2 separate regions of the Homo sapiens genome follow, and region 1 is linked to region 2. Evidence: chromatin loops called from intact Hi-C (ENCODE). Cell type or tissue: mammary epithelial cell. All regions are shown on one strand. Links, peaks and the distances in the headings refer to the core of each region. The heading gives the core; the rest is flanking DNA. Region 1 has its middle 310 kb from the start of LRFN5-DT. Region 2 overlaps LRFN5-DT (LRFN5 divergent transcript).

Region 1 (9,762 bases), core at 1,158-9,157, 310 kb after region 2:
TAATGACTCCAGATAACTTATCCTGCATGGATTTAGAGGAAAATATTATTCAATTTCCTCTAGAGAAATGCTATAAAACAACATTAGAAAGTAATTTTATTAAAAGCAAAACTCCAGACATTTGAAAACATTTATCTATCACTTATCAAACTGCTAATACGGATTCATGCAAATTTGAATCTCTATAAAATTCTAGTGTTCCATAGGTCTCCCAGTCTAACTTTATCTGTTTGGCAATGACTATTGGTAACCCTTAACATTTATTTAGTGCTTACTATTGGTCGGGGACATTTAAGAAATTATAGGTATTATTATAATTTATGAAAGTCCTACAGCAAATTTATTAGTTGAGTATTATTATATTGATTATAATAATTACACTAATTTAAAATAGTAATACAATTATACCAATTAATTTGTCACTATTATTAATATTTAAAAGAAAATTGTAATTTCAAAAGAGTTACAATTATTTGCTCAATCTAATTATTCACTCATTCAGTAAGCACATAATTATAGATTCTATACTCTAGCCACTTGGATAAATGCTTGGATAACAATAATGACCAAGTTTAGTTTGGGTCATTTAGCTCTTAGTGAGGCAATTAAAATATAATATGATAGTACAAGTAGAGATTATTGTGTAAGCACCCAAAAAGAAAGTAATTGATTGTTAGTTTTCATTGTTAGAACTGGAAATTGTTTTTGCTTACAATGTGTCCAATTCTTTTATTTTGGAAACAACATCTTACTTTGTTGAGGGACACGACTCCTTCAGTTTTCTGTCTACATGATGCAAAAGTAAACACTTATTTCTTCAATTTCAGGAATAAACATGTAAACTATACCTGGCCTATCAGAAGATTCTATCCTCTTGTCAGCGATTAGTTCAGAAGTGTAAACCAAGCGAAGCCAATAAGGCACACTTTTTAGATGGTTTTGACCTCAAAATGAAAGGAACGTTCACTTTTTCTTTGTGCCAGAAACAGAAAGAATACTAAGCTGGATCTGCCATAGTTATTAATACTAAGAGATCTGTCCAGAATAGCAGGCAACACAGAAGAAAGCGGTGAGAAAAATAATAACAAAGAGGTTCGATCTGGGCAGTATTATGGAAAGATGGAATCAGTTGTACTTTAAACCATCTCTGGCCCTGGAGTTTTAGTTATAATAGTAAAAAATATTATTTTCTCTAAACTAGTTTTATCTGATACTCAACTCTTGCAACCCTAAATCCTGAAAATTACAAAATACACAAAGCCAAGGCTCAGAGAATAAAAAAAGACACTGAATCTTACACACTTGTATCTGCCGCAAAAGCCTCACATTGCTGCTTCCTCCAATCTAATCAAGACCTTTTATTGAAAGGCCTTCTAGTAATCAAATTTACAATTTTTAATACATCTGACTTTACCTTTTATTTTCTGAGACACTGCCAAAGTTTTGTGAGATAATGTTCATTCGGCTTGATCTTATCAGTAAGTTATGTTACTAATCATTCGGGAGCCAGATTTTTGACAAAAGCGTAGGGAGAAGAGTCACTCCAAATAATAATTCGAGAGAGAAAGAATTGGAAATTTATATATAAGGAAAAATTAAAGTAGTAAGGTGTGAACAACTTGGCAACATCACAACAAAGTTGAACATGTTAATGTTAAAGTTCCAGAAATATATTATTATACATAAATAAAAACTAATTGTGAAAAAAGAATACACATTAATTTAGCAGATGAAAAAGGGAGGGAAGTGGCCAGAGGAAAGGAAGATGGTACAAGAAAATCATCGCAGGATTTTTGAAAGTTCCAGATGTGAGAATGTAAAAAGTCATAAATACTCATCAAATCTTTTATAACTGTGCAGTGCCATTTATGTGATAAGTTTGTTAGGTTCTGGCTAAAGAATGTTAATCAGCATAAAGAAACTCCTTACTCTCATAAAGCACAGTGTTTATCAGGAAAGCATAAAATCTTGCAATACGTTACAAATGTTCAAGCAATCAAAATTTCACAATAACTCTAGCTTAGAATATAAGATAATGATGGAAAAAAGTAAGTTAGACAAAATTTAAATCCTGAAATGATTGGTAAGCTCTTTTTAGGTGGTTGTTCTATGGATCTGATATTCATAAAACAATTACTGGCAATAAATACAGTCAATAACTCAATCAGGAGCAGAAAATAAGCCTACTGACTCCCAGTTTTGTTTCCTTTCCATAACACCATTCACAAACATATTAGAATTAATAAGCATTATCCATTCTTACAAGCTCCAAAATATGCTGACAATAATTTAAGATCTCAACTATTTCATTTTCCTATTGATAATCACACAAAATATCTCGGCACTAAATTAACAAAAATGTGAATCCATTTCTAGTATTTTCTCTGTTTCTCTTCCTTTGCCCCCAGTGTGTGTATGTGTGTTTCTCTCTCATCTCTCAAGTATATATTTCTCCTTTACATGTCTCTATCTTTTAAACATTTATTCATCTAGCCTAGCTTTAAATTAATAATAATAATTCATATTTCATTAAGGAGTAATTTAAAATATGCATTTAAACTATCCATGAGGCTGTAGAACTAGTCATAGTAATTTAAAAATTGCATTTACTCTTCATTTGATGTTGATTGCCTGGTTATAAAGAGATCTCAGTAATTGTAGTTGATGAAACAATGACGTACAGTCAGGCAAAAGTCTAAAATAAAATTTAGGCAATTGAGCAAACCTACACCTTTAATAATGTCTTATTATAATATTAAACAAGAACATAATTTTGTCCCAATAAACAAAAAATCTCAGTGCCTTTCAGAAAAGTTATCATCATAGTTAAATTTGTGAAAAAACAGTCCAAACTTCATAGTTCATACTTTTGAATTAAAACATATTTTTAAGATTACCTTCCTAATATACTACCTACGAGCATACATTTACCTATTGCAAAATACTTGTATTACAGAGAAAGTTTCCTAAATTGTATTGGTTCATTTAAGTAGTTACATTATAGTTAATATAATATTAACATTAATATGAGTCAGGAGGCTTCTGTGGAAAAATAAACAAACCCTTTCTGCCTGTTTACACTCTCATTATCAGCCTCTTTGTAGATTTGTAGTAATCTACAGATAACTACATAATATAAAAAAGTCAAGGTTCTACCCTAGAAGACCTCCTCTTTTCATTTTGTAATCTCTCCCTAAGAGATATAATCTTACCAAAGTTTCAAATACTCCCAGCTGCTTAAACTATTTAAATCTCTAGTCTTATCCTTTCTACTAATATAATATACCTAGTCCTCTGGTGGAGTGTTACAAGACACCTCATACTTATAAATCTGCAAATAAAACTTAGGAATTCTCATCTAAACATACTCCTCATCTAAACAACAGCACCACTCATTTTTCTGTACTGCCAGAAACTTAGGGGTTATCAACAATATCTAAGTCCCCTGTACCTACTGTATCCAACCTGTTTGTAAATTTTGTTTTATTTCCTAAATATATGTCTAATCCAATGGGTTTCATTTCTACCATTATTCCCCTAGACCAAAGCTACCATCAACCCTCACCATGACAATCTCTTGTAGCACCCTTTGAAATGATAATGCTGAATTCTCTTGACTCCTCAAATTTGGCCTCTTTCTTCCAAATTTTGTCTTAAAAATGTGAATGGTATTTACTACTCTTAGAAAAAATAAAGCAAAATCTCTACAGAGTGCTTGCCTGGTCTCTTCAGTTTTTTGTTTTTTGTTTTTAAATTTACTGTAGCAGACTGTACATGTCTTCTATGATGGCCAAACCAGTATCTCCTATGCTATGTGATCTTCTTACAATTTGATGTACATTCTTCCCATCTGGAGACTGCCTGTTGGCACTCCATCCATAGGGGCATCTATGTTTCCTCCGATTGCATCTGGTCAGACCTCTGACCATAATGTTAGTATTTTTGGTCACTAAAGTTGATTATTCCATGATAGCCACCACCTCTGACACTGCTTGCCTCCTCCCTTAGCCAAAATAGTAAGCTAAAACTAATATTTCTTCCTGTGGGTGGATGGCAGAGATTACTGTCACCATGAATAAGCTAAAGGACGTAGAGATTGAGATTCGTCTTCTATGTCCTTAAAATTCATCAGCCAGGCCCATGAAGAAACTGGATGGGTTCTGCAGAATGACTCTCAGCATAAAGGTTAGTAATCTTCCTTTCTTATTTTGAATGGACTGAAGCTGGAAACAAATGGGATGTTCTGCATTGGGAAATCTCAGAAGTACCACTCAATGGACTCTCTAATGAATTTTCTTATGCGTCCCAGCTACAAAAAGGACTTTGCTGCCTCCTACAGTTTCCTTAGGATAATACAGACTCCAAGTTCTGGTATTCTATTACACACTTTATATACTATTACATAGTAGGGTGACTATAGCTAATAACAATGTATTGTATGTTTCAAGATGGCTAGAGAAGAGGATCTTGAAAGTTACCACCACAAGCAAATGATAAAGGTTTGTGGTGATGGACATGCTAACTACCCTAATTTGATCATTATACAATAATGTATACATGCATTGGAACATCACACTGTACCCCATAAACAAGTAAATTTTACATGTCAATTATAAAGAAAAGTTTTGCAAAGAAATAAAAAGTATGTATTAGGCTCCATAAAGTTGCTAGGTAAGAACCCACATCAATACGCTCAACTGCTTTTCTCATAATGTGTTTTCTGGGAGGGAAAATAGATCACGTATTTTCTTTTTTCCTAGTAATGATTTTTTATTTCTCTGCCACTCTGTTTCTACTTCTACTTTTCTCTCTCCCCCATTTTTCCTCACCTTCCTTCTTCTCTTTCTGTCTTCATCTATGCATGCCTCTCACTCCATACTATTTTGGCATAATAATAAAATTCCACTACTGCTTTGAAGAGCAATGTTTTATTGTTGAAAATTATTTGGGCTGCTTTGTCTATGTGGTAGTCATTCTTTTGTTTCCTTACTTCTCTATTAAACTTGCTTTCACTTTTTAAAAAGAACAAAATTAATTATTTGGGAAAAAATTTTTTTGACCTTTTTAAGCTAATTGTTAATTCATATTAAAATTTTAAAGTATTTGAGTTGTGTATTTCATTTTTTGTAATTTGCTGTTTGAAAATACTTTTGCTTTGTTTCCCATTTTCCACATATTGTGTTCTGCATATATATGTGTGTATACATGTGTTCATGGACACAAAATAACACACATCTGAATTTGTTAAAACATACAGAAGAATTAGGACATTCCATGCATATATTTCATGTGCTTTTTACCAAGAATCTTTTAAATGCCTATATATATATATAAAATGTCATCGTAATTTGAATGGGTCTTTGCTACTCAAAGCTTCAGGAATTATTGGACGTGTAAGTTAGTTTTAATTTATTAATATAATATATACTTATATAAACAGGTGATATCATACACGAATGTATCCATTCACATAGCTTTGTATATATTTTAAATTATCCATTTAGGATATGTCTATGGTAAATGGATTAGTATAAATTTTAACTATGGAACTACTAAGAAAATAAATGAAGATAATACAATCCTGGAAATACTTTTATTTGGTCAAGTTACTCATACACTGAGTGCCTTAACACTCAGATCTGGCTATACAATTAATTGCTATAATTACTATAATATGAACTGGCTATACAATTAATAACACATGAATAAGGCATCAAACTAGAATTCATACTGTAAAATAGAACCTATGAGGACAAAATATTTGAAGTAACAAGTAGAGGCAGGAGAGAGAGCAATTGACAATGTCATCCATATAAAGATAGAATATGTAATCTGTACAATAAAGTGTATATGGTTGTAATGCTATTGTGTTAGGGTTAAAATTTTGTTAAAAGTTTCTATTCATGGGGAAAAGATTCCCTATTTAATAAATGGTGTTGGAAAAACTGGCCAGCCATATGCAGAAAACTGAAACTGGACCACTTCCTTACATCTTATACAAAAATCAACTCGAGATGGATTAAAGACTTAAATGTAAGACCTAAAACCATAAAAATCCTAGAAGAAAACCTGAGCAATACCATTCAGGACATACGCATGGGCAAAGACTTCTAAAACACCAAAAGCAATGGCAACAAAAGCCAAAATGACAAATGGGACCTAATTAAACGAAAGAGCTACTGCACAGCAGAAGAAACTATCATCAGAGTGAACAGGAAAACTACAGAATGGGAGAAAATTTTTGCAATCGATCTATCTGACAAAGGGCTAATATCCAGAATCTACAAAGAACTTAAACACATTTACAAGAAAACCAACAAACAAACAACACCATCAAAAAATGGGCAAAGTATATGAATACACACTTCTCAAAAGAAGACATTTATGCAGCCAACAAACATATGAAAAAATGCTCATCATCACTGTTTGTTAGAGAAGTGCAAATCAAAACCACAATGAGACACCATCCGATGCCAGTTAGAATAGTGATCATTAAAAAGTCAGGAAACAACAGATGCTGGAGAGGACGTGAAGACATAGGAATGATTTTACACTGTTGGTAGGAGTGTAAACTAGTTCAACCATTGTGGAAGACAGTGTGGCGATTCCTCAAGGATCTAGAACTAGAAATACCATTTGATCCAGCAATCCCATTACTGGGTATATACCCAAAGGATTATAAATCATTCTACTATAAAGGCACATGCACATGTATGTTTATTGCGGCACTATTCACAATAGCAAAGACTTGGAACCAATCCAAACGTCCATTAATGATAGGCTGGATAAAGAAAATGTGGCACATATACATTATAGAATACTATGCAGCCATAAAAAAGGATGAGATCATATCTTTTGCAGGGACATGGATGAAGCATGGATCATTCTCAGCAAACTGTCACAAGAACAGAAAACCAAACACCACATGTTTTTACTCATAAGTGGGAGTTGAACAATGAGAATACATGGACACAGGGAGGGGAACATCACACACTGGGGCCTGTCAGCGGGTGGGGGACTAGGAGAGGGATAGCATTAGGAGAAATACCTAATGCAGGTGATGGGTTGATGTGTGCAGCAAACCACCATGGCACGTGTATATCTGTACAACAAAACTGCACATTCTGCCCATGTATCACATAACTTTAAAAAAAAATGCTTTATTCCAGAAAAGTACTATTCTAAAAAAGGAAGAAAGATAATCTAGGAAAAATATAAACTAACGCAAATTTGGTCATAATATGCCAGTAACAAATTCAATCCTTTGCAGCAGGCCTGCAGAAGTCAGTGATCTTTTACAATAAATAGCCACAAATTTATTTTCTATTCATGAGGCATCTATCAACTTGATTCAAAGTACTTACATGAAAAAAAAAAGTGAGGCAGATTCTACTTTTTGTCTTACACCCATGTGTGTCTTAATTTCTATTTTATGTCACTCTGAAATACTTCAGCAGAAATAAATTCGTACTAGCAGCAATTCATTCAGTAATCTCTGAATCTGTACTCTCTTCTGATTTGAAATATAAATGAAGATGGAACACACCCATATGAATAAAACCTGTTAATTCGTTTATGGATCAGCAATCCCCAAGTGTATATCACAAATCTGTATGATATTCCTGGGCCTGCTTTTACATTTAAAATTCAGAATTGGATAAAAGATGGGTATAATTACATGGAGCCAGATGGCTCTCTTGTGACTACACATTTACAGAAGCTTTTGCAAGTTGTTTATTCCAACCAAATTTGGAATAATTCAAACTCATATAGGTCTTTCTGATTATTTTTAACTGAAAAACATAGAAAGAAGTACTTTTTTATTTAAAATAAGGCATCCTTGAGCATAGAACATGTATATTTATAGTCATTACAAATAAATTGCTTTCTGGAAAAATTTGGGCACATAGTTTAGCATAGTGATTATTTCTATTTTTATTTTTTATGGTTAATAATAAAATGTATTGAATCTGAATTAGGCATGCATATTAGTGGCTTAGTGGTAAGATAGAAAATTCATCAAGTGATTTTTTTTCTTCTTTTTTTAACTTTCATTTTAAGTACATGTGCAGGATGTACAGGTTTGTTACACAATTAAACATGTATCATGTGGGTTTGTTGTACAGATTACTTCATCACCCAAGTATTAAGCCTAGTACACATTAGTTATTTTTCCTGATCATCTCCCTCAACAATCCAATAGGTCCCAGTGTGTGTTGTTGCCCTCTATATAGCCATGTGTTCTAAACATTTAACTCCCACTTATAAGTGAGAACATGCAGTATTTGGTTTTCTGTTTCTGCATTAGTTTGCTAAGGATAATGGTCTCCACCTCCATCCACGTCCTTGCAAAGTATATGACCTCATTCTTTCTTATGGCTGCATAGTATTTCATGTTGTATATGTGCCCCATTTTCTTTATCCAGTGTACCATTTACATTGGCCATTTACATTGATTCCATATCTTTGTTATTGTAAATACTGCTACAATGAACATATGCATGCATAAGTCTTTATAATACAAATATTTATATTCCTTTGGGTATATACCCAGTAACGGGATTGCTGGGTCAAATGGTATTTCTGTCTTTAGGTCTCTGAGGAATTGCCACACTGTCTTCCGCAATGGTTGAAGTAATTTACACTCCCACCAACAGTATATAAGCTTTACTTTTTCTCCACAACCTCACCAGCACGTCATTTTTTGACTTTTCAATAATACTCATTTGGACTGGTGTGAGATGATATTTGATATTTCACTGTAGTTTTGATTTGCATTTCTCTAATGATAAGTGATGTTGAGCTTTTTTTTTTTCATGATTGTCGGATGCATGCAAGTCTCCTTTTGAGAAGTGTCTGTTCATGTCCTTTGCTCACTTTTTAATGGGGTTGTTTGTTTTTATCTTGTCAATCTGTTTAAGTTCTTTATAAATGCTGGATATTAGACTTCTGTCAGATGCACAATTTGCAACATTTTTCTCCCATTCTGCAGGTTATCTGTTTACTCTGTTGATAGTTTCTTTTGCTGTGCAAAAACTCTTTAGTTTAATTAGATCCCATCTGTCCATTTTTGCTTTTGTTACAGTTGCTTTTGGCATCTTCGTCATGAAATCTTTGCCCATGTCTATGTCCTGAATGGTATTGACTACGTAGTCTTCCAAGGTTTTTATAGCTCTGGGTTCTACATTTGAGACTTTAGTCCATCTTCAGTCAATTTTTGTATATGGTGTACAGAAGGAGTCCAGTTTCAATTTTCTGCATATGGCTAGCCAGTTATCCTAACACCGTATTTTAAATGGGAAATGATTTCCCCATTGCTTATTTTTGTCAGGTTTGTTGAAGATCATATAGTTGTAGATGTGAGTTCTTATATCTGGGTTTTCTATTCTGTGCCATTTGTCCATTTTTATTGATGAATAAATTGCTAAGTACTTATGAGTTTGTACTATGCAATTAAACTGAAATGTTAATCTTTAAGTATTGTGAAACTATACAGCTTTCTGAATTTGTGAATAAATATATAAAACCCATTAATTCTTAGACCAACATATACATTTACAGTTAAATCTCAGTCAAGTTAATGCATTAACTTAAGTGCTTTTTTGCTTTTGGAATATATAATTAAAATAAAAATCTAATTGTTTATATTTCATTTGGGAATATATCTTGTTTGGTGGGATTTGAGCATTAAGTTTTATTTTTCAGATAGTTGTTGATTATGTTAATATTTTATTTATATTGTATTCATTTTGTTCAATTACA
Region 2 (9,762 bases), core at 964-8,963:
GCCTGATTGCCCTGGTCAGGAATTCCAAAACTATGTTGGTTTTTTTGTTTTGTTTTGTTTTGTTTTACTTTTTAACATTTATTTTAAGTTCAGGGGACATGTGCAGGTTTGTTACATAGGTAAACTTGTCATGGGGGTTTGTTGTACAGATTATTTCATCACCCAAGTATTAAGCTTGGTACTCCTTAGTTATTTTTCCTGATCCTCTGATACTGATCCTCCTCCCACTTTCTACCCTCCAAAAGGCCCTAGTGTGTGTTGTTCCCCTCTGTGTGTCCATATGTTCTTATTATTTAGCTGATAGGCTGGATAAAGAAAATGTGGTATTTCCTCAATACTATGTTGAATAGGGATGGTGAGAGAGGGCATTCTTGTCTTGTTCCAGTTTTCAAGAAGAATGCTTCAAGCTTTTGCCCATTTATTGTCATATGATATTGGCTGTGGGTTTTTATTTATTTATGGTTCTTATCATTTTGAGGCCTGGTTCTAGACGTAGAGTGATTTGCATACTTTACCAAGGAGTTTTACCTCATCTGATAATCAGCAGGGAGCTAGTAAATGGTTTCATGCAGAATAATAAATATAGGTTTCTATTTTAGAAGGAATAATCCTGCAGCAATATGGAAGATGGAGGTATGGCTAAGGATGAATGAAAAAAAAAAAAGACTTCCTAAAGGAAAATCAAAGTAGTTTCAGCAGCAAATAAAAGGGTATGACTATGAATTGAGGGGGAAATATTGGATTTTAAAGTTTATAATTATATATATATATATATATATATAAAAATATATAATTATATATATATATAAATATATAATTATATATAGCTGCTTCTGTTATTTTTGCTTATATTTTGTTTATAACAAAAAAATTGTTATATTTGCTTCTGTAAGGGCAATGTGCAGCATCAAGACAAGGTGCAAAAGTGGAAAGGTTAGTGGATGTGTATAAACAGACCAAACATGAAGAGGAACCTTGATTTATAACAACCTCCTCTCAAAGTAACTAATCTAGTTTCTCAAGAATAAAATATGACTCCCATGTGATAGTATTAATCTATTCATGAGGGATTCACTGCCCTGACCCAAACAGCTCCCACTAGGTCCCATCTTCCAATATTGTTTCTTTGGCAATTAAATTTCAGCATTAGTTTTGGTGCAGACAAATCACATCCAATTCATAGTCCATGATATTAAAAGCTAAGGCCTTTGGGAGGTGATTAGGTTATGAGGGCAGAGTCCTCATGAATGGGACTTGTGTCCTTATAAAAGAGGCCTCAAATACGAAAAAAATTTCTTTGTCCTTTCTGTCATATGAGAACACAATCAGGTCTCTATCTATGAAAAAAACAACCTTCACCAAACAATGCGTCTGCTAGGACCTTGATCTTGGGCTTCCCAGCCTCAAGAACTGTGAGAAATCAATAGTAGTACGTCGTTTATGAGCCACTCAGTTTATGGTATTTTCTTATGGTAACACAAAGGAAGTAAGACAAAAGTAAATAAATTGCTGAAGCAAGATACCTAAGGAGTTTGTAGGGTATCCTATCTAGTAGAGATTAACTCTAAGCAGAAGAAGGAACACTTCTTTCTAAAAGAATAACAGAAGCTGCTACATATTGTCTTGTCCAAGCTCTTTCATAAATATTTCCATTTATTTTTGTATGACTTTTCTTACTGATATTTTAAATTAAATTTAGGATGATGGAATGTGGTGAAATTTTTAAATGTCTTAATTTTGAGAAACAAAGGTCCTGTGATAGATGTATTATTATAACAAGCCACGTAAGAAAAATCTGTAAGCAAATGAGTGGTTGACAACTATTTTTGAAAACTAAATAAATGATAAAACACAATAAAAATTCAATTTAGAAACTAACAAAATAAAACAAAACAGTTCAAGCACACTGTGGTTTCCCCTCACCAATTATCAGAATTTTTAGTAGACTTTGGATAGGTATAGGTCTTTCTTCTAACAGTACAAACACTTTGATTCCAAGGACAAATACTTTATGGATAAATATTAACATTATGTGAGTATTATTTTATAATATAGGAAATAGCAACTTCAGAATAGTTGTTTGACTTGCTGAATATCAGAAGATATCCAAATTATTTTTAATACAATCTGAGCTCTTCGTGTTTTCCATTATGCGGGTCAACTAGTTGAGGATAATAACCTCAATAAGATTTCAATTATACTTCTTAAAAGTACTGAGGTTTACTAACTAGCATTCATGTGTCAAAGATTTGGGTGATTTGTCAGTGTCGGTGTGGTTACCATTGATAAAATCAATACTTAGAACACTTGCACTTTTAGAGCAGCAGTTCACAAAGTGTGGTCCTTAGAATGCCATATTTTTAGAAGTGCAGATTCTCAGGTCTACCCAAGATCTACTGGACTAGAAACTCAGGAATCTGTTTTAACAAGCCTTCCAGGTGATTCTGTGCTTCTTATATTTTGAGAACCACTATTTTTAAGGCTAGAACTTACCTACAATAAATAGTAAAAGGACCAACTGATGAAAAACAGATATTCCAAATTTATATTACTTTCATTTAAATATTAAACAATTTTCATTTTTTTGAATTGTAAAGCACATCTTATATTTTTGTATGCTTTGTCGAAGATCAGTTGGTTGTAAGTATTTGGCTTTATTTCTGGGTTCTCTATTATGTTCCATTGGTTTACTTTCCTATTTTTATACCAGTACCATGCTGTTTTGGTTACTATGGCCTTGTAGCACAATTGGTAATGTGATGCCTCTAAATTTGTTCTTTTTGCTTAGTATTGCTTTGGCTATTCATGCTCATTTTTTGTTCCATATGAATTTTAGGAGGTTTTTGGTTTTTTATTTTTTGGTTCTGTGAAGAAAGATGATGGTATTCTGTTCAGAATTGCATTGAATCTGTAGATTGCTTTGGACAGTATGGTCATTTTCACAATATCAGTTCTTTCCATCCATGATCTTGGGATGTGTTTCCATTTGTTTGTATTATCTGTGATATCTTTCAGCAGTTTTTTTTTGTTTGTTTTTTTTTTGGTAATTTTTCTTGTAGAGATCTTTCACACCCTTGGTTAAGTATATGTCTAAGTATCTTTTCTTTTGCAGCAAAGAAACATATATTGGGGAAAGGATACTGTATTCAGTAAATTGTGCTGGAAAAAGTGGTAAGCCACATGTAGAAGAATGAAACTGGATCCCCAGCTCTCACCTAATACAAAAATCGACTCAAGATGCATCAAAGACTTAAATATAAAACCTGAAACCTTGAAAATTCTAGAAGATAACACCAGAAAAACTCTTCTAAATGTTGGCTTACGCAAAGAATTCATGACTAAGACACCAAAAGAAAATGCAACAAAAACAAAAATAAATAAATGGGACTCAATTAAACTGAAAAGATTTTGCACACCAAATAAATAATCAGAAGAATAAACAGAAAACCCACAGAATGGAAGAAAATATTCACCAACTATGCATCTGACAAAGGACTAGTATCCAGAATTTACAAGGAACTCAAACAAATAAATGAATTCAAATATCCCATTAAAAAGTGTGCAAAGGACATGAATAGACAATTGTCAAAAGAAGATATACAAACAGCCAATAAACATAAAAAAAAATACAGCATCGCTAGTCACCAGGGAAATGCAAATTAAAACCACAGTGAGATTCCACCTTACTCCCGCAAGAATGTCCACAATTAAAAAGTCAGAAAACAATAGATGTTGGCATGGATTTGGTGAAAATCACATCAGTGAATACAGATTTGGGAAGAAATGTGCATAACTGGTTTCAGCTAGCCAACACGCTGGTCCCAGTATACCACTGGCTACGGCATTCTAAAAGTGTCCTCATATGTATCTATTAAATATTCAAGAACTTTGACCAATATATTCTCTGCCAAATGCTCTCAAGAAATCTTGGTGGAGATGGTGTCGGGGTAAGGTGGGGGTTTTTCCGAAATGGAATCATGTTAATGTGGACTTAATGTTAAAATATGAATTTTCAAAAAAATTTGCTTTACTTTCAGTAGGCTAAATACCTACATAGTAAAATTTAAAAAAATCTGTAATTCTCTCTTAATTTATTCATTATACTATTATATGTGGTAGGCATTTTTTTCCTGGCTCTCATATCATTTGTGTTTGTTTTATACTAATGAAATACAGAAAAACTCTGTAGTATATAGAGCCCAATGGAACTTTTAAGAGTGAGAATTTTAATTTGTATATTATGGAAAAGTCATCTCAGAAATATTAGTTTATAAATATGCAGATACAATTTCTAGAATGTCAAAAAATAATCCTTTCACCTGAGTTGTCTTAAGTAAATAACTTTTAGGATTTTTAATTGGATTATTTATGTAATCATTATAAAGGAGATCTGAGGTAAATTGCTTAAGCATTTTCTTTAGCTTTTTGCAAGACTAAAAATGGAGAATAAATATTTGCTCAAATATCGAGTCAAACTAATTTTGAAGAGAAATCTCTAAATACTTTATTAAATGACCAAAATATAAGAAAATGTTTAAAAAGACTGCAAATAGAAACACATCAGTTTAAAGCACACAAAGAGATAAGTGGAAAAAGTATTTTCTCAGAACATGCTAAAAAAAACTTAGAATATCCAGGATACTGCATTTATTCATCCTTACAACATGAATTTTAAATATCTTAGCGACTGTGCTATCATTTTCAGTGTTCTGTATGAATTCTTACCTTCTCAGAAGATTATGTAGATATAACAGATACTTCTGGAATATATATCCATGATAAGATTTGTCTTTTTACAGGAGAAAAGAAAATATATCAAGTCCAACAGAACTTAAGAAAATACAATTTAATTAACTTTATATGATATAGGCCTTGTTAATATTATATATCAAAAAAGAATTCTAGTTTATATTCTTTTGTCTGTAAGATGGGGGAGCTGTTGCATTATAAAAAATACTGGTCAGTTCCATTCCTCTAAGCATTTTCTTTTGATTAAAATCATTTGTAGTAAAAATGATGACCCAAACCTTTGTAAATGATATTTTAGCTGGGTTATAATCTAATGAAATTGTGATTTTAAAAGTGCTTCAATTACTACAACTATAAAATCTTGGTTTACTAGGAATATGTATAAGGTGAAGTATCCATTATTTCTTTAACATCAGTATATATTGTTTAACATTCTGCTTTTGGGCTAAGACTTCCTAGGCTTTACAGAAGAGAAGTTGTTTATCTGAACAGTGTAAAAATATGTGTGTGTGTGTGTGTGTGTGTGTGTGTGTATGTGTATAAAAATATATGTTCTGTTGTTATTTAGTTATGTCTTCCCTGAAAACACTGATAGATCCAACAAGTCTCTTGATTCCTCTTAAAGATAAGCAAGAAGAAGAATAAAGTATGTCACACTTAAACTTGAGTAAATCCAAGTTGGAAAAACAGAAGCAGATTTTTTTTTAATCCTACAGGATGAATGTTGAGAGAGACAAAAATATTAACACCACATAAATTATAACCTAGAGAAATTCTAAACCAGGTTGAAAACCTACGCATAAGCAGTCAATAATTATCTTACACTTATGCAATACAATTTTTTATTACAGAAAGAACTTTAGTAATTACCTCATGCTGTATATATGGGAAAGGAGATAAGGAAGAAAAACTCTTTATAGTATGCAATTAGTTATCTCCTGCCTTATCTTGGTATTTGTAGAAACACTTGGAAGTAGGAAAAGTGAACATTTGTATCCCTGTTCTATAGTTTAAAAAATTGACACACATAAGTTATTTTTAATTTATCCAGTTAATCACCAGTAATCATGATGCTTTATGAATGACAATTCTTTTATATTTATTCAAAAATATGGGGAAAATAAATGACATCTGCCTATATAACTTAAAATTCTTGAAGAAAATGTGTATAGGAATAACTTGGTATGAAATGTTATAGAAATGTTAGTTCTTTGTCTCTTATAGTTACAGTAAGTGGCTAATCATCATGTCTACGTTTATGTATAATTTATTTACATTTTAAAATGTTCTAACCTTGAATACATAGGGAACAAATATCTGATGATAGGTGTTTGCAAGGCAGCATCAGTGATTTTTCTTGATATTTTATCTGAAATATCTGAGTATCTACTAGGAATCTAACATGGAAAGGTAATTACATATGATGTTGGAAGCAAATTTGTATACACCCTATTTATGGCCAAGCAAAACAGTGTAATGTGTCTGAGCATGTATGTGTTCCTTTCACCAGTTTTCTTGTGGTAGAATTTATAAAACTGCATATATTCACAATGTACAATGTGATGGTTTGACGTATATATACATTGTGAAATAATTACCACAATCAAGTCAATGAACACATTCATCACCTCAGCGTTTTCTAAAATTACATTTATCAAACTGTATTTGAAAGTAAATGTGTTTTCTCATTGTTAACCACGACTTTAAAACTTTATTACAGATTAATGTTAAGAAAGCTACTGAAATTAATTTTAGTAATAAAACATCTGAATATACACCATGAAATGTATAAATGTATGTGCTGATTTTAGGAGTACAACTAAATAAGTAATGCAAACTTACTTGCAGGATCATCACTTTAACTCTGTCTCTCTCTCTCTCTCTCTCTTTATATATATGTCTCTCTCATATATATGATATATCTTATACATCTAACTATATATATGTAGAGGAAGAAAGAGACACTATAGAGTAATACAACCTTTCCATTAACTGCATATAAAGTCAGCCTTATAATAATGCCCCTGGATTATCTGACCCTTTAATAAAATGTTATACATATTTAGAGACTTGGATTGTGCCTGTTTTTACTAACAGTTGTTATTTAAAATATTATTAGTAAGTTAATTCATATAAACCATGCAGAGAAGCTGTATAACTGTGCATATAAATAGTGAAGAGAAACTGATCTGGCATTCAGGGATGTTGAGATTATTCCAACTCCGCTGCCAATTGGCTGTGTGTCTTTGGAGAGGTCACATAATATCTCCGAGCTATAGTTTCCTTATCAGTAACATAGACTAGATGATTTTTAAAATTTCACTCAGCACATAATTTGATCTCTAACTTAAAAGAGCTGGAATAAAAATCACCACTAAAAATTATTAGCGTTACTATGGTTGTACTTTGTTTTTATACATTACAGGCATTAAAAACTACCTAGAGTTAATTAGTATTCGACAAAATTATTTCTTACAAATCTTACGCTATTCTGTAACGCATGGGTCTAATATGTATTTAATGTAGCTTTCGTACAACTGCAAAAACTTCAAAGCATATCTGAACTTGTGGGTTTTGTAAGACTTGAACGCTATAAATGAAAGTAATGGAAATTTTATTATATTCTATTATCGATTGTGTGATTAGAGTTGTTGAGTGGTAACTCAGTGTCTCATGTGTGTGAAAGAGAGAGAAATGATGACAGTTGTAAAAGCCTAAGATACACAAGACAGAATAGTGGTTAGGATCATAAGCTTGGAAATTAGAACCGATATTTTACTTCCAGTGTCTGCCACATCTCAGTGGTATGACTTTGGGAAAGTAGTTTAATTTCTCTGAGTTACTTCATCTGTAGTATGCAGATTACAATAGCCACCGCACAGTGGGTATAAAGATGAGTAAGGTTATATTTTTGAACACGTAGAAGAGTATCTGACATACAATAAGTGTGTACCGTTAAAGTATACTTAAACAAAATTTAATATTAATAAAAGCTATATATAGGTATATGGTTTTCACTTTTTGTTGTTGTTGTTATTATTGTTTTTCTTCAGTGCTGGGAAAACTGGCTAGCCATATGTAGAAAGCTGAGACTGGATCCCTTCCTTACACCTTATACAAAAATTAATTCAAGATGGATTAAAGACTTAAACATTAGACCTAAAACCATAAAAACCCTAGAAGAAACCTAGGCAATACCATTCAGGACATAGGCATGGGCAAGGACTTCATGTCTAAAACACCAAAAGCAATGGCAACAAAAGCCAAAACTGACAAATGGGATCTAATTAAAGTAAAGAGCTTCTGCACAGCAAAAGAAACTACCATCAGAGTGAACAGGCAACCTACAGAATGGGAGAACATTTTTGCAATCTATTCATCTGACAAAGGGCTAATATCCAGAATCTACAATTAACTCAAACAAATTTACAAGAAAAAATCAAACAACCCCATCAAAAAGTGGGCAAAGGATATGAACAGACACTTCTCAAAAGAAGACATTTATGCAGTCAACAGACATATGAAAAAACGCACATCATCACTGGCCATCAGAGAAATGCAAATCAAAACCACAATGAGATACCATCTCACACCAGTTAGAATGGTGATCATTAAAAAGTCAGGAAACAACAGGTGCTGGAGAGGATGTGGAGAAATAGGAACACTTTTACACTGTTGGTGGGACTGTAAACTAGTTCAACCATTGTGGAAGTCAGTGTGGTGATTCCTCAGGGATCTAGAACTAGAAATACTATTTGACCCAGCCATCCCATTACTGGGTATATACTAAAAGGATTATAAAACATGCTGCTATAAAGACACATGCACATGTATGTTTATTGTGGCACATATACACAAATGTCCAACAATGTCCAACAAATGATAGACTGGTTTAAGAAAATGTGGCACATGTACACCATGTAATACTATGCAGCCATAAAATGGATGAGTTCATGTCCTTTGTAGGGACATGGATGAAGCTGGAAACCACCATTCTCAGCAAACTATCGCAAGGACAAAAAACCAAACACTGCATGTTCTCACTCATAGGTGGGAATTGAACAATGAGAACACATGGACACAGGAAGGGGAACATCACACACAGGTGCCTGTTGTGGAGTTGGGGGAGGGGGTAGGGATAGAATTAGGAGATATACGTAAGGTTAAATGACGAGTTAATGGGTGCAGCACACCAACATGGCACATGTATACATATGTAGCTAACCTGCAAGTTATGCACATGTACCCTAAAACTTAAAGTATAATTAAAATAAAAGAAAATCTGCAAATATTTAAAATAAAAAAAGAAAAAGTATAAATTCATCCTAAATTTATAAATTATTGCTTTAGTCCTGAAGGTCTCTCTCCCAACCATAAATATTATTTTATTATATATCTGAATGAACAATAATTTTCATATTTTCATTCTTTCATAAAAATATAAAAAACAATACTAATATTTTGTTTGAATGTCTTTAATAAAACATTGCCTTTTGTTTATTTAGATTACACTGCATTTTGTTGAATCACTAAGGAAACAACTTAAAAAATTCAGACTTAAGCCTCTAACAGCCACAAGAATGTGTTTAAATTAACCAGCCACCAGATATGTTTGACAAACGTCTACTTCCAAACCTCATCCGAAGTTACTATATTATGGCGAATAGAACTTTAATCATTAGAGAAACTCTGACATCCACTAAATTAAATTATTCTAAGCAAATATCTATATATTCACTAGTATAAAGACATAGTATCTTTCCTAGTATACAAAAGATAGACACGTGTTGCTACATATATGTCTATCTTTTGTATACTAGGAAAGACACTAGCCATCTTTCATCCTAAATAAATTTCTTTCATTGATAATTGTTTCATGGCTAACAATATCATATAGGTTAACATTGCAGGCTTTGTTTGTCATTAGATAGTTTGAGTTCAAATTCTGCAGCAGGTTATTTAATCCCTGTCTATCTCAGGTTCTTCTACTATAAGAAACAGTAATAATAAAAC

What was found. Hi-C counts contacts between places; a loop is a spot of excess contacts. Peaks named below come from ENCODE experiments on the same cell type or tissue, not always from the same donor. Only the 100,000 strongest peaks of a DNase experiment are listed, where the experiment ranks them.
Region 1: a loop joins it to region 2, with 25 times the contacts of the local background. A loop is called at or near these places in 3 of 110 quality-filtered maps.

The regions. Positions count from the first base shown.
Region 1 is chr14:41,275,546-41,285,307 of GRCh38, reverse strand. No RefSeq gene overlaps it. Among named protein-coding and RNA genes, the nearest start is that of LRFN5-DT, 310 kb to the left of the region's middle. In mammary epithelial cell, for the core only: a CTCF peak has its summit at 4,346; no DNase peak of the experiment used is centred there.
Region 2 is chr14:41,581,638-41,591,399 of GRCh38, reverse strand. LRFN5-DT (LRFN5 divergent transcript) reads left to right here. Exons shown (of 2, transcript XR_001750740.3): 1 at 1-710; 2 at 3,113-7,755. Among named protein-coding and RNA genes, the nearest start is that of LRFN5-DT, 6.8 kb to the left of the region's middle. In mammary epithelial cell, for the core only: no CTCF peak of the experiment used is centred there; no DNase peak of the experiment used is centred there; H3K27me3 peaks cover 147 bases.